Linked DNA regions of Homo sapiens: all the other regions are linked to region 3. A link is a contact called in ENCODE Hi-C or POLR2A ChIA-PET data. All regions are on one chromosome and are shown on one strand. The core of a region is the stretch at or near the end of the contact, and the rest is flanking DNA. Distances in the headings are between cores, read along the strand shown. Region 1 has its middle 61 kb from the start of MED9. Region 2 has its middle 85 kb from the start of MED9. Region 3 holds the start of RASD1 (ras related dexamethasone induced 1).

Region 1 (3,237 bases), core at 419-2,918, 80 kb before region 3:
GCTCTCCCTGGGGCTGTGGGGTTGGCAGCTGCTGTGTTCCCGAGGTTTCAATGAAACTGAATGCCCCAAAACAATGCATGCTGATTTGCAAACCTCAGATGGAACCAAAATTTTCATTTCCCCACCATGCACTACAAAACAAAACAGAGATTTTGGCTCGGATTTTTGGCTCAGCTCCCAAACAGCCCAGTGTGAACCAGAACCCAGGCGTCCCCACGGGGTCTGTGTGTCGGGCTCTGCTTCTCCCTCCGCTCTTCTGTCTCCAGGTCCTGCAGACTGTGGAGGGGACAGGCCATAGGAAAGGATTAAGTCTCCTCATCTACCACTTTATTGTTGATCTAGAACTTTCTAGACCTTGAGGATTTTGACAAAATGTGAATCTCCAATTATTTTGTGCAGCAGACATTTCAGAGGCAGAATGGTGGGAGGCTGTTGAATGGAGGGTGCACTGGATACTTTAGGCAAATTACTCGATTGAGCATAGCCTGTTTCTCCTTTGTAAAGTAGAGAAGACAGTGCGTACTTTCTCCATTTCACTGTTTTCTTCTGTGGATCAAAATGAGACAGCATTAAAGCACTCTGTGGTAGGGGTTGTTCCCAGTCTTAAGACTTCTTGGATCATGAAACATGACACAACATGGATGAAACTTGAAAATATGAAGCTAAGTGAAAGAAGCCAGGCACAAAAGACCACACGTTGCATGATTCCATTTATATGAAATGTCCAGAATAAACAAATTCATAGAGACAGAAAGTAGATTAGTGTTTGCCAGGGGCTGGTGAGAGTGTGGTTAGGGGGGATTGGTGAGTGACAGTTCATGGGTATAGTGTTTCTTTCTGGAGTTGATGAAAATATTCTGAAAGTAGACAGCGGTGCTATATATAGTGGGGATAGGAGTGAATATACTAGAAACCATTGAATGGTACACCTTATTTTTGTTTCATTTATCATTATTATTTTTTTGAGGCAGGGTCTCCCCTTTATCACCCAGGCTGGAGTGCAGTAGCATGATCATGGCCCACTGCAGCCTCAAACTCTTAGCTCAGGTGATCCTTCCACTTCAGCCTCCCAAGCAGCTGGGATCACGGGCATGCACCACTATACTCAGCTAATTTTTAAGTTATTTGTAGAGATGGAGTCTCCTTATGTTGCACAGGCTGGTCTTGAACTCCTGAACTCAAGTGTTCCTTGTGCCTCAGCCTCCCAAAGTGCTGGGATTACAGGTTTGAGCCACTGCACCTGGCCAATGGTACACTTTAAATCAGTGAATTGTATGGACTGTGAATTATATGTCAATAAAGCTGTTATAAAGAAGAAAAGAGCATATGCTCAGATCACTAGATATTTTGAGTTTTCAAGAGAAGCAGTGTTTCAGGATTAGGTTAGCTACCTATAACAGTAACTTCACCATTACAGTGGCTTAAGTAAGAAAGAAGTGCATTTTTACTTATGGAGAAGTCAGGAGGTAGGTAGTTCAGGGCTGGTTTTGTGGCTTCTTAGAGTCTACAGGGACTTAGGTTCTTCTCTCTCCTGTGCCATTCTCAGCCAGTGGCTTCCACTGTCAAGGCCAATTCAGAGTTCAAAATGGCCACTTGTTTTTATCCAGGCAGCAGGAAGAAGAAAGGAGGAAAGAATGAAAGCCACCCCCTAACCCTTGCGCCACCTTCTTCTTTCATCTCATTGGCCAAAACTGAGTCACATGGTCTCACTTTGCCACAAGGGAGGCTGGGAAATGTAGTCTTTTAGTTGGGCACATTGCTGCGCTGTCTAAAAATCAGGATTTGTAATTAAAGAAGCAGGGAAAACATCAGCTTGGTAAACATCAGCATCTGCCACTGCTTTTAGGTGAAATTCTGGTTGGTAATTTGACCCCCCCTTTTTAAAAATACCTTGCAGAACAAACTGAACACACCTGCAGTCTGGACTCACTGCAGGTAGGCCTGCTGGATTGGCTGTGGCTCTGTGGGGAGATGGGAGTGGGAAACCTTGTCCACTATGGCTTTGCAGATGTCAGTGGTTTGAAAGCAGCTATAGTTAAAATAAGGACAGTGCTGAGTCACTGTGAGGTGGTGGAGAGAGAGAACACACAAGTGCTTGGCAAACACAGAGAGCACAAACACACGAAGTCACAGTGTGGCTCTGCCACCGCATGGTTCAGACAAAAGCTCTGGGCTCTGCACAAAGGCTCCACAGCATCCAGGCTGCTGGGCAGACAGGAAGGGGCACAGCAATCTGAGTCATGGCGCCCTTCCTGTTGTGTTCTGCGTTTGCATTTTCTTTGAATATAAACCAAAAGCATTACAAACTATAGATGTAATTTGGACATGAAGGAACAAGGACAAAAAGTCAATAATTACTCACTCTGGACATGACCTTGTCACTGCCTCACCTTCACTTCCGGCAAGGCAAGAGCCATTCACGCTACTAATGACGTCTCCCGGGAAGATCGCATAATAAGCCTTGGTCAGAAAGCTGTATTTTTTGATAGGCAGGAAGCCCATGGACCTTTACTGCAATGTGTTCCGCAGGCTGCTCTAAGTTGCTGAGAAGGCCTCTTGGGGAGAGGAAGCGGGCCTTGGGTAGGGTGGCGTGGCGCTGTCAGATGCATCATGCCTACTCCCCAGGTGCAGGAAGGCTCAGGTGTGCAAGTCCAGAGGGTCGAGGAGTGCTGGGCCAGCCCAAGACAGGCCATAGAGGTTCCAGCATTGTCCTGAGCTCGCAGAGTGACTTTCTTTTCTCATTTTCAAAAGATGAGGCTGTGCGAAACTTCTTTTTGGAGCATCTCCCTTGCTGTCAAACCAAGTCTCTCATCTTCTAGGAGTCAGTCTTTTCATGGTGGCAGATCTTGGAGTTAGACAAGCCTGGCTCAATATACAGCTCCAATTATTTATTGTATCCCAAAATGCAGTGGCTTGAAACAGGCCCATTTGATTAGATATGAATTTGGGTAGGTGGACCTCCATCAGAAGGTCTTTCGGTTCCACATGGCTGTGGTTGGGGCTCATTCAGGGGTACTTACCTAGCCACTGGTGTGGGTCTAGAGGGTACCTGGTGGCTTGGGTGGTGCCTGGAAGACTGGGCTCCTCTGGGGCTCTCCACATGGCCTTCTCAGCCCAGTAGCTGGACTTCTGACATGGCAGCTCAAAGCTCCAAGAGATGGGAAACGGACCCAGAGATGGATTCTTAGTCCACTGCTGTCTTACTCATCCTCAATTTAAAAGAAACACTGGAGGCAG
Region 2 (2,947 bases), core at 92-2,591, 100 kb before region 3:
GTATTTTTAGTAGAGACTAGGTTTCTCCATGTTGCTCAGGCTGGTCTTGAACTCTTGACCTCATGATCAGCCAGCCTCCGCCTCCCAAAGTGCTGGGATTACAGGCATGAGCCACTGCACCCGGCCTCTCAGAGATTTTTAAAAATCCCATTTCACAGTACATTCCAGAATGGGCAACATTGTCGAGGTCTTTATTTCTCTGGGATCAGTTCTAGCAGTTTTTGATTGCCTTCACCGTAGAGAAATATTGAGTGAAAATGGAAACTCCAAGTGAAAACGAAAACTCTAAGTGCTGATGAAAGTAACTCAAGCTCTGTCTTTTCGCCCTCACAGCCTCTGGGCTGTAGCTGCTTATTCTGAGTATCCTGCTGGGACCTAAGAACATGAGACCCAGAGGTTTAGAGACGGAAACTGCACCTGAATGAGCTGGAGAGGTCCTGGAGCATTAGGAATTCACTCTCGAAACAGACGCTTGTAGCTAAATATGCATGTCAGGGCTGAACCGGGTGGGAGTTTGCAGAACTAACTTCTACATGTACAATATAAAGTTTATTAAAGAATGAATAATAAAAAGTGTGAACTTGGAGCTTCACATATATCATTAAAACTCAACAGTTAACCCTGGAAATATTCTGGAACTTGAATGAACAAAAGATCTAGGAACCTGGAAAACATCTCTGATGATGTTTAGAATTGTCTGTGCATGGTAATAATAAAAACACTGATTTATAGTTGGTCATATTGAGAGGTGAAGCCGGTTGGGCTTCTGGGTGGAGTGGGGACTTGGAGAACTTTTCTGTCTAGCTAAAGGATTGTAAATGCACCAATCTGCGCTCTGTGTCTAGCTAAAGGTTTGTAAACACACCGATTAGCACTGTGTAAAATGGACCAATCAGCACTGTGTAAAATGGACCAATCAGCGCCCTGTGAAATGGACCAATCAGCAGGATGTGGGCGGGGTCAAATAAGGGAATAAAAGCTGGCCACCATGTGCCGCCAGTGGTAACCTGTTCAGTATGCTTCTGTGTGATGCTTGTTTTTTTTTTTTTTTGCTGTTTGCAATCTTGTTGCTGTTGGCTGTTTGGGTCTGCCCTGATTGTAAGACACCCATGGCAAAGTCTGCAGCTTCACACCTGGATGAAGTCAGCGAGACGGTGAGTCCACCAGGAGGAGTGAACAACTCCAGACCCGCCACCTTTATAGAGCTGTAACACTCATCGCGGAGCTCTGCAGCTTCACTCCTGAAGCCAACGAAACCACGAACCCACCAGGAGGAACGAACAGGTCTGGACGTGCCATTTTTAAGAGCTATAACGCTCACTGTGCAGGTCTGCAGCTTCACTTCTGAAACCAGCGAGACCACGAACCCACCAGGAGGAATGAGCAACTTTGGTTGCGCTACCTTTAAGAGCCGGAACACTGACTGCGAAGGTTTGTGGCTTCACCCCTGAAGTCAGCGAGACCACGAACCCACCACAAGGAAGAAACTCCGAACACATCTGAACATCTGAAGGAACAAATTCCGGACATGCCATCTTTAGGAACTGTAACACTCACCGCGAGGGTCTGTGGCTTCATTCTGGAAGGTAGCGAGACCAAGAACCCACTGGAAGGAGCAAATTCCAGACCCAATATTATTGTAGAATTCTCTCCAGAGTGTGGGTGTGGTGGCTCAGGCCTGTAATCTCAGAGCACTTTGGGAAGTCAAGTTGGAAGGATTGCTTAAGGCCAGGAGTTTGAGTCCAGTCTGGGCAACATAGTGAGACCCTGTCTCTGCAAAAAATTAAAAAATCCAGATGTGGTAATGTGTGCCTGTGTCCCAGCTTTTTTGGAGGCTGAGGTGGGAAAATGGCTTGAGACCAGGAGTTAAAAGCTATGAAGAGCTGTGATCATGTCATTGCACTCCATGTTAGGCAAGAGTGACGACCCCCAACTTTTAAAATATATATTGTTGAGGCAGAGTTTCACACTGTCCCCCAGGCTGGAGTGCAGTGGCATGATCTTGGCTCACTGCAACCTCTTCCATCAGGTTCAAGCAATTCTCCTGCCCCAGCTTCCTGAGTAGCTGGGGTTACAAGCGCCTGGCTAATTTTTGTATTTTTAGTAGAGAAGTTTTCACCATGTTGACCAGGCTGGTCTCGAACTCCTGACCTCAGGTGATTCACCCACCTCGGCCTCCCAAAGTGCTGGGATTACAGGTGTGAGCCTGGCATAAATAAAATTTTTTAAAAGAATGAAACAATTATCTACAGACAACTTGTCCCTTCATGGCCTGCGTAGGCAGGGCCCTGCCTTTGGCATCGTCTGTCTGGGGCCAGCTATTCTTTGACGTGAGTTGGGGTAAGTGTGCCAGCTCCCTCGCTCCAGCACAGAGGGACTGATCTGAGCCCTGGCTTTCCTGGGCAGATGGAGCTCCAGCTGCCCCAGAGGTGTCTATGTCAGTAACTTGCCCCTCCTTGGTTGCTCCTCCCATCTCCCTTCCTCCCATACCAGTGTTTCCTGGACCACCTTATGAATCAAGTGCTTGCACTTACATCCTGTCTCAAGATCAGTTTTTGGGAGAATCCCAGTCAGGACAGTAGCTCATTCAAAAAATAAAAAATAAAAAAAAATTCAAAAAACACACAACAGGCCGGGCGCAGTGGCTCATGCCTGTAATCCAGCACTTTGGGAGGCTGAGGCAGGCAGATCAAGAGATCGAGACCAGCCCAGCCAACAGGGTGAAACCGTGTCTCTGCTAAAAATACAAAAATTAGCTGGGTGTGGTGACGTGCGCCTGTAGTCCCACCTACTGAGGAGGCTGAGGCAGGAGAATTGCTTGAACCCAGGAGGTGGAGGTTGCAGTGAGCCGAGATCATGCCATTGGACTCCCGCCTAGCGATAAAGTGAGACTCCGTCTCAAAACAAAAAACAAACGAAAACAACAGTGACAACAAAACACACAAAA
Region 3 (3,358 bases), core at 355-2,854:
CTTCACATCCCTCCCCCACCCCGCGCTCACTCTTAGGTCTTTGAGAAGATAAATCCACCCTCGGCTGGGCCCTCGCTCCCAAAGTTATGGGGGTGGCGGGCCTCAATGGGGGACCGGGGGTGGGGAATAGTCCCAGTCTTGGCCCGTTCTCTTTCCTTCCGGAGCAGATGACCGTCCCTTCTCGGTTCAGTGGCGCCTCCCCAGTGCTGGGGGCGGATCGCCGGGAGGGGAGACGCCAGTCCGCGCGCGCTCCCGGCCTGGGGCGCACCGGGCCGTTGGATTTGACTTAACAAAAAGGTCCTCCTTAGGTTGTGTCGCCAGCGCGGCGGGGCTCCTAGCTGATGACGCAGCGCTCCTTGTCCTTGGCCTGGCTGCCGGCGCTGGCCTTCTCGCGGATGTACATGAGGTCGCTGTGTACGCTGGGCCGGCGCGCGAAGGGTGCCACGATGCCAAAGGCGTCGCCCGGGTCGCCGCCGCCGCCGCCGCTGCCGGCCCGCAGCAGCTTCTTGTTCCGCAGCGCCTTCTTGTGCAGCACGTCGCAGTACTGCACCGAGACCTTGCGGTGCAGGTCTGGGCTCATCTCGCTGGGCAGCTTGGCCATGGCGAAGAGCGCGCGGAACATCTGGTCCAGGCTGCTGTTCTTCTTGGCCGAGATCTCGAAGTAGGCGCAGCGCTGGGGGTCGTCGCCCACCAGCTGCTCGATCTCGCGCTGGTCCACCTCGCGGTAGAAGTCGCGGTCACCCTTGTTGCCGCAGATGACCAGGGGCACGTCCACGTTCTCCTTGGTTTTGTTCTTGAGGCAAGACTTGGTGTCGAGGATCTGCTGCCTGAGCCGCTGCACCTCCTCGAAGGAGTCGCGGTTGTCCAGACTGAACACCAGGATGAAAACGTCTCCTAGAGGGGGCACAGAGAGCAGAAAAGGAGAAGGTGAGGGTGGCCGCCCAGGGGACAAGTCGGGCTGACTTTGAGGCCGCGCGGGGCGCGCTAGCCTCTCTAAGCGCGAAGCGCACTACTCGGCGCGCGGCAGCCGGACCGGCGCTCGCGGGGCGCCCTGGCCGAGGGTTCCCCGCCCTTCCCTCCCGCACCTGCCCGGCCCCCGGCTCACCTGTGAGGATGGAGAGGCGCCGCATGGCGGGGAACGGGTGGTTGCCGGACGTGTCGAGGATGTCGAGCTGGTAGACCTCGCCGCGGATGGAGTAGAACTTGCGGTGGAAGTCCTCGATGGTAGGCGTGTAGGCGTCCTCGAAGCGGCCGGTGAGGAAGCGCGACACGATGGCCGTCTTGCCCACCTTGGACGAGCCGAGGATGACCATGCGATAGCAGTTCTTGGCCGGGATACTCAGCTCCGAGTCGCTCGGGCACATCTTCTTGATCATCGCGGCCAGTTTCATTGGGCAGAGGGGCCGCGAGGGCGGGCGCGGGGCCGAGAGAAGGGCAGAGAGCGGCTGAGGGTCGCTGGGGTGGCACGCGGGGTGAGCGGCTGGAGGGCTCTGCTCGGGCTGGGCGCGGCTCGGGCTTGGGGCTCCGGCTCCGCTCGGGCTGGGCTCGGGCTAGGCTGGGCTCGGCTGGGGTTCTCCCAGGATCTGGGCACAGGCCGCTTGCTCTGGCTTTGGCGCCCGGCCGCCGCCCTTATATGCAGCCTGCTCGGCTGCCCCGCCCCGGCCCTCCCAGCTCGGTGCGTCACGCCCCGCGGGGCCCGCCTCCCCCGCACCGGCTCCCAGTCCCGGCGACCTCGTCACCCGCTGCCGGGCTCCTGCTCTCTGGGCGCGGGGGCTGGGGGGAGCAGTCCAGGGTCGGGCTGAGGCTGGAGGCGCTCGGACTCCGCTTTTCCACTGCCGCGGGCTCGGCGGCCGCAGGGGCGTCGGGGTTCTGGTCCCGGCGGTGCCCCTGTCCCTCTGCGACTTCGGGCAAGGACCCCCATTCCTGCACCTCCCGCGCGCGTACACTTATTTTCTTTGGTTCTCAGTTTCCCCAGAGAATAGGAATCTAGTAAGTAACCCAGTAAGCGCAGCAGCGTTTGCTGAGTGCTTGCGCGGACCGTATATTGCAGTCCTCAGAGCACAGCCCCAGCCCCAGCCCCCTTCCGCTCCGGTCCCCAGCCGGGCTCTTGTTCCCGGGAGGCGACCGCCGGGCGGACGCGGGGTTTCAGGGCCTCAGGCGCGGAGCTCGGCACCGCGCGCTCGGGCCGCCAGAGGGCAGCAGAGGGCCCGGCCGGCGGCTCGGGGAGGCTGTGGCCGCCGCGGGCAGAGCTAGAACAGAGGCTAGGAGCAGGCGGGTGGGGAGCGGCAGGGATGGAGCAGGGGTCTCAGGGCGCCTTGCTGGGGCCCAACAGGAGCGGTCCCCAACCCCGCGCTCTGCTGCAGGCCTCAGCCTGCTCCTTTCTCCCAGCCAGAGATGCTCTGTGGTATGGAGGGCTCTGCAGCCAGCGGCCCACCCCGTCCATCATAGCATTTTGGGCTTTTACTGTGCCGCGCGTGGGCCGACGTTCTCATTGTCTAGCTGAGAGACCTGGAGCTCAAAGCCACAGCGAGCCAGGAAGGCCCTGGGAGCACAGCACAGCCTCTTGCTTTCTCCTGGGCCTCAGTTTTCTCTTCTGGAAGATACTGATTCTGGTTCTGTGATTAAGGATGAAAATATGCAAATGCTTTAGGAGGGCGGGGCCTGGTAATAACAATAGCAACAATAACAGTAGTATTGACCCATGAGGCCTGGTGGGGGTACTCTCAAGAGCACACCAGGTCGATCAGTAACCAGGAGTGGGGTGATGTTGCTGAACATTGGCAACAGGCTGTCTGGAGCCAGCTCCTCAGCCCTGAGCTCTTGAGGCAGTCACTGCTCCTCAAGGCAACCTGTGTGCTCAGTGTTTTGCTTTGGCCACGTCTGACTTACGAGAAAACTAGGGAGCCATTAGCTGGCACCACCGGCCCAGCTGTCAGGTGGTGGTCTGCAGGCAGTGCTGTGAGTGCCATACCACCCACCCCATGCCTACCCACCTCCCTCCCACGCTGGCACTTGCTGTAGGGGCTGCTGCAGGACACCACTAACTTGTTTCTCAGCCCAGCTTGGCCCCCATCCTCAGAGTCCCTGCATCTCTCCCAGGCCTCACTCTTACTGTCAGATATTTCAAATGCACGCATCACACAGTGAGCATCCAAGGGCTCATCAGTGGCCCTGGCCTGGCTCTGATTCCTGGTGTCACTTATGCAGCAGTTATCCGACAGGCTAGCTGGGGCTGGAGCCCCGCCATTCTTGGTTCCTGCCCCCATCTGAGGTATGTCTGCCAGAGTCTGGGAGAAGGGGAGAAGGAACTGAGTCGCAGCCCTGGATATAGGGCTGCAGTGGTGCAGGGTGTTCACTG

What was found. Hi-C counts contacts between places; a loop is a spot of excess contacts on that map. ChIA-PET counts read pairs that join two places held with the same protein, here RNA polymerase II (POLR2A). Pooled maps may share reads with other maps.
Region 1: a loop to region 3 is called in a map of heart right ventricle, with 16 times the contacts of the local background. The contact joins the enhancer-like site here to the promoter of RASD1 in region 3. A Hi-C loop is called at or near these places in 14 of 168 maps with a recorded cell type or tissue (PC-3, cardiac septum, dorsolateral prefrontal cortex and 6 more) and 18 of 50 pooled maps. POLR2A ChIA-PET finds 5 or more read pairs at or near these places in 11 of 52 experiments (A549, AG04449, AG04450 and 8 more).
Region 2: a loop to region 3 is called in a pooled map, with 5 times the contacts of the local background. The contact joins the enhancer-like site here to the promoter of RASD1 in region 3. A Hi-C loop is called at or near these places in 3 of 168 maps with a recorded cell type or tissue (astrocyte of the cerebellum, endothelial cell of umbilical vein and transverse colon) and 7 of 50 pooled maps. POLR2A ChIA-PET finds 5 or more read pairs at or near these places in 12 of 52 experiments (CD4-positive, alpha-beta T cell, CD4-positive, alpha-beta memory T cell, H1 and 9 more).

The regions. Positions count from the first base shown.
Region 1 is chr17:17,414,568-17,417,804 of GRCh38, forward strand. No RefSeq gene overlaps it. Among named protein-coding and RNA genes, the nearest start is that of MED9, 61 kb to the right of the region's middle. RefSeq lists an enhancer at 1,984-2,128 and a cis regulatory region at 2,051-2,061. Within about 2 kb of position 1,669, at least 17 of the 41 ENCODE cell types and tissues checked have a DNase peak (open chromatin) inside an H3K27ac peak, as active enhancers do; they include PC-3, dorsolateral prefrontal cortex, endothelial cell of umbilical vein and 2 more, where a contact is called at or near this core.
Region 2 is chr17:17,390,815-17,393,761 of GRCh38, forward strand. No RefSeq gene overlaps it. Among named protein-coding and RNA genes, the nearest start is that of MED9, 85 kb to the right of the region's middle. RefSeq lists an enhancer at 1,221-1,450. Within about 2 kb of position 1,342, at least 2 of the 41 ENCODE cell types and tissues checked have a DNase peak (open chromatin) inside an H3K27ac peak, as active enhancers do; they include CD4-positive, alpha-beta T cell, where a contact is called at or near this core.
Region 3 is chr17:17,494,791-17,498,148 of GRCh38, forward strand. It overlaps RASD1 (ras related dexamethasone induced 1), which reads right to left and starts at 1,605. Exons shown (of 2, transcript NM_016084.5): 1 at 1,106-1,605; 2 at 1-894. The coding sequence starts at 1,391. The coding sequence ends at 335. RefSeq lists silencers at 1,536-1,755, 1,916-2,045, 2,096-2,325.